Regions from separate parts of the Homo sapiens genome. Here region 1 is linked to region 2. A link is a loop called in an ENCODE intact Hi-C map of the cell type or tissue named here. Cell type or tissue: HCT116. All regions are shown on one strand. Region 1 has its middle 5.9 kb from the start of DBR1. Region 2 overlaps PIK3CB (phosphatidylinositol-4,5-bisphosphate 3-kinase catalytic subunit beta).

Region 1 (2,500 bases), 520 kb before region 2:
TTGAGAACACCCTGGCAACATAATGAGAACCCTTTACAAAAAAATTAGAAAGAAAACATTAGCTAGGTGTGATGGTGGGTGCCTGTGTCCCTAGCTATTCAGGAGGCTGAGGTAGGAGAATCACTTGAGCCGGGGAGGTCAAGACTGTAGTGAGCCATGATCATGCCACTGCACTCCAACCTGGGTGACAGAACGAGACCCTGTCTTAAAAAAAAAAAAAGAGAGATTTACCAGAAAAAAAAAAAAACATTATTAGGGCAATTGACAAAATCTGAATAAGATCTGCAAATTAGATAGAAGGATATTAGCATTAATTTCCCAATTTTGATCATTTCACTGGTGTTATATAAAGGAATTCCTTGTTTTCAGGAAACACACACTGAAATATTTAGGTGTAAATGGACATCATTTCTGAAACTTATTCTCAAATTACATATATATATATAAGTAAAGATATATATATATCTTTACTTCTCTGCTCATACCTGTATTGCAGGGGCTAGAAGCTAAGGAACCACATTTTTTGGATTCCCTTGCCACCTTAGTTCTGGATTAGGTTTTACAAGTGGGAGGCACTTGTGTGAGATTAGGAGGTAGAGGAAAGGTAAAAGCTGTTTCTTTTCTGTCTCTGGCAACTGTGGTAGCAGCAGACAAGCCTGACCTTCTCAGTGGCAGCCAGCACCCTAAGCTCCTTCAGTGGTGATGAACGTTCTGCAGCTCCTGATCTCAAGTAAAATAAACCCTGCCTGTTTGCAACTTTAGGTCTTCCAATAACTTGTCATCTTTTTGTTTAAAAAACTTAGAAGGGATTCTGTTTTCCTGTATGATATGCCAGTCAAGATGTTATTCATGTAAAAGGCAGCAAGCAGATGTTTTTGACCACTGAAAAGAACTCCAGGGAGACAACACTCATGGACCCTTCCTAAAAAAAAAGACTATAATGAAATCCAGCCAAATAAGAGGTGAATAAAAATAAGAATTCAGGAAGGAAGAATTGTGTTTAAAAGATGGATGATTAAAAATGGAGCAGTGTAAAGGGACAGGAAATGTTGCAGAGTAGTTAATACAAGGTAGTTCAGGAAGGCCTTGCTGTTAGGGTGACATATTGAGCAGAAACCTGCATGAAATAAGGGAGTGCACTATGGTGTATTTGGGCAATGGGTTTTCAAATTCGCTTATAAGTAAAGTGTTAACAAACATCAGGAAAAACATTCATCATTGCTATCCATATCTTATAATTGAACTAAGTGATTATGGCACCTATTACCACCTGATGGCAGCACGCTACAAGAAAGCTGAGAGACAGAGACCTATGCCTGATGCAGTAAAACTGTAGTCAGTAATTGTACAGAAAAGCAAACATCACAGACAGATAAAAGAGTCCTGTGGTGTCTCTAATCTCTGAACTTATCAGAAATTTGGTAGACTTTCTGATTTTAGCAGGAAAAAAACAAGGAATATCTCCTGTGTATAGGTTTTATGGCTTCCAAATTATGTTCCTGTATTGTTAAGTGGTAAAAAGATCAGATCTGTTTTGTGTAATTTGTTATTATTGCTTCCCCATTTGAAATGCATCTGCCTAATGTGGTCACCCTTGCTTGAGGGAAGTAGGGGAGCCTTTCTATTACCTGGGCAATCCAGAAGGTCATATAACCATCAAAGATGGGCTGATAGTATATAGAGTGTTTCTTCTTCACCTATAAATAATTGGGGCTCTTGTCCTAATATGATTTTGGACAATCTGCCAGTGTTTCCACATCTATATCCAGGGAAGTAGTATCTTAATTGTTCGATTAGACAAATGTTCACGGATGAGCCATGATCTGTGTGGAATAGCATGCAGGGCTTTGCCTGCTTCATTCCTATTTACACTTCAGGTCAGAGCTTGGGTGCCAGCTCTACCATAAGGCCCTCCTATGATCTCAGTTCTGGTGAGGTTTCTCTCCTATGTACTCCCTTGGCCCCACACCCTCTCACTTACCACCCTACAGTGTAGTGACTTGTTAGCTTGACTCTCTACTTCTTGCCTGAAAGCTCTGTGAAAACAGGGAATATATCCATCTTGTTCATAATTGTATTCCACTCCTGGGCATTGTGCCTGGCACATAGTAGGTACCTAGTATATCTCTATCTATCTATCTATCTATCTATCATCTATCTATCTATGTTTTGTCAAATGAATAAATTTCCAGGATCCTTAGCTAGGTTCTCTTTTGTGAAATTCTTTTCATTATTAAAATAAATTAAAAGAGTTTCTTTTTCATTATTAAAGAAAAACAGTTGCTCAATCCACAGTGACTCAATTTTTTACACTTACATTTTTCATTGTGTATTTCCTAAAAACAAGGGCATTCTTTCCATGACAGCAGTACAATTATCAAAATCAATACATTAGCAATGATACCTTATCTACAGACTTTATTCAAATTTTTCCAATTTTCCCATTGATGTCCTTTATAGCAAAAGAAAAAAAAGTTTTCCCTTTTCTGAGATCCAATTA
Region 2 (2,500 bases):
AGTAGACCAAATTTATTTGTTCTGATTAAAAAACCCATTTCAAAGGTCTTTCTATTGAGCACTGGTGGGTTGTTTGAATTGAATAAATGCCAGTGCTTTTTGGCAGGGTCTTGAAAATTAAATCAGGGAACTAAAATTTGGTGGGTTTCTGAAGCAAAATGGTCTTTTTTCTATTCTGTCAAAACGCATACATTCAGCAATACTGGACAACTGAAATGAATGTTAAAATTGACCTGAATGATATATTATCTAAAATATTATTCTCTGTAATAGATGTAATTTTCAAACAATGGACATTCATTCTAGAACAGTCATTGCAAAGAGTCTAAAAGATTTAAAACTCTGGAGTTCACTGATGAAGCTGGTAGAAGGTACCCACGTCTTAGAAAGTGGTACTTTTGATAGATAATTGTCCCAAGATCAATGTTTCAATTGTATTTGGTGAAAGGTATGGCAATCCTACCCAAAATCTGAGATTTTTAAATTCTGGAAATGTTCTGGTCCATTACTTGGAGTATAAGAGTTTAAAACCTCAAAATTTCTCCTGCTTAAATTATCCTATCTATGAAAATATACCTATGAGAAAAGGATACTTTATGTGAATCCAACCAAGTACCATACACCCAAAAAAAGTTATAGAAACGATCTTTTGTTACCTGAGCAACATCCTCAAGTTTATTCCACTTGATTGACAGCAGTAATTTTGGCAGTGATTGTGGGAAAATCTCTCGGCAGTCTTGTCGCAAAGTCCAAATAAGATCCATTTCATTTTCACACAGTTGAGACAAGGGATCCCTGTCCAAGATTTCTTTCAATACAGGAAGAAACTTTTTTCCACCTCGACTCTAAAAAAGTAAAATGCTCATTATAGAATTTAATTGTGCAAACACCACAGCGAACTTTCAGTAAATTTATATATATTTATATATAATAAATGAACCTAAGTATGTGAGATACAAAAATATAATTCCATAAAAAAAAAAAAAAGGTAGATCCTTTAATAATTTCTAAGCTAAGGATGAAGAGATTCTTAAAACAGTTTCTAAAAATCTAAAAATGTAAACTGTGCAAACACTGGGTGGCAGTATTGCTTTTTGGATAAAAATCCAAGTCAGGCCAGGCAAGGTGGCTCACGCCTGTAATCCCAACACTTTGGGAGGCCAATGTGGGTGGGTGGACTGCCTGAGGTCAGGAGTTTGAGACTAGCCTGGGCAACGTGGTGAAAACCCGTCTTTACAAAAAATACAAAATACAAAAAAAAAAGGATAATGAGGTGGAGACTAAGAAGACAGTTATAAGACTAGAAGACTGATTACAAACAGGGGATTGAGCAAATAAGTAAATACACCAAAGTTAACAGAAATCCAGATTTCTCATCATTAGAAAAGGGAATTACAAATATGAAAAGACAAAGACTAGAAAATATACAGTGGGAATGGATCCATATTAGAGGTATTGATGAGAACTCATGGTCTTTAATAGATGGATAAATAAATATATCTCTGTGTATGTTTATTTTCCCAAACATATGGAGGTAAACAAATATATACTGTCTAGCTCTGTTTCACAAAAGGGCCTGGAAGCAACTGCACCCCTGCATTCTCCAAGGAGCACTTACTTACTTTATACCCAGGGGCAATGAGCATATCCAGGGCCTAGATCTTACACAGGCCAGGTATGGTGGCTCACGCCTGTAATCCCAGCACTTTGTGAGGCTAAGGCAGGAAGACTGCTTGAGCCCCGGAGTTCAAGAACAGCCTGGGCAACAAAGTGAGACCCCTAATTCTACTAAAAAAAATAGAAATTAAAAAAAAATTTTTAAATAGCTAGGTATAGTGGCATGTGCTTGCAGTTCTAGCTACTCAGGAGGCTGAGGTGGGAGGATCACTTGAGCTCAGGAGGTTGAGGCTGCAGTGAGCCATGATCGTGTCACTGCACTCCAGTCTGGGCAACAAAGCGAGACACTGTCAATCCATTCCATCCGTTTGTTTATCCGTCCGTCCATCCATCCATCCATCCATCCCTACATACTTTTCACAAATAAAAGGAATAAACTGAATATAAAAAATGAAACTCTCCGGAGAAATGCCTGATTCCAAGGCTGGGGTAGGGAAAGTACTAGATGAGTGTGGAATACGCTGTTGTATCGGAAAGAAAGAAATGCTCAAAGAATGATAGGGACAAAGCAAAAAGAGACAAGAGACAGCTTAAATGGGCTCCCATGAGCCAGATCTGGGATAAATTAAACATTAAGATAAATGACAGTAACTAATTACAAATCATCGAATAAATGGAAATCACAAATCCATCTCCTATAAGTTAAAAAAAAGAAGAAAGAAAAAAGAGATGAATGGGGGAGAAGAGGAGTTCAAGGCTGCAGTGAGCTATGACTGTACCATTGCACTCCAGCCCGGGCAACAGAGCAAGACCCTGACTCTAAAAAGATAGATAGATAGATAGATAGATAGATAGATAGATAGATAGATAGATAGATAGAGAT

What was found. Hi-C counts contacts between places; a loop is a spot of excess contacts. Peaks named below come from ENCODE experiments on the same cell type or tissue, not always from the same donor. Only the 100,000 strongest peaks of a DNase experiment are listed, where the experiment ranks them.
Region 1: it touches region 2 in a loop (3-fold over the local background); 3 of 110 quality-filtered maps call a loop at or near these places.

What each region holds. Positions count from the first base shown.
Region 1 is chr3:138,179,525-138,182,024 of GRCh38, forward strand. No RefSeq gene overlaps it. Among named protein-coding and RNA genes, the nearest start is that of DBR1, 5.9 kb to the left of the region's middle. In HCT116, a CTCF peak has its summit at 1,262 (motif pointing right); a DNase peak (open chromatin) is centred at 1,277.
Region 2 is chr3:138,698,251-138,700,750 of GRCh38, forward strand. It overlaps PIK3CB (phosphatidylinositol-4,5-bisphosphate 3-kinase catalytic subunit beta), which reads right to left. Exons shown (of 24, transcript NM_006219.3): 13 at 657-845. Among named protein-coding and RNA genes, the nearest start is that of FAIM, 91 kb to the left of the region's middle. In HCT116, CTCF peaks have their summits at 1,088 (motif pointing right) and 1,288; a DNase peak (open chromatin) is centred at 1,111.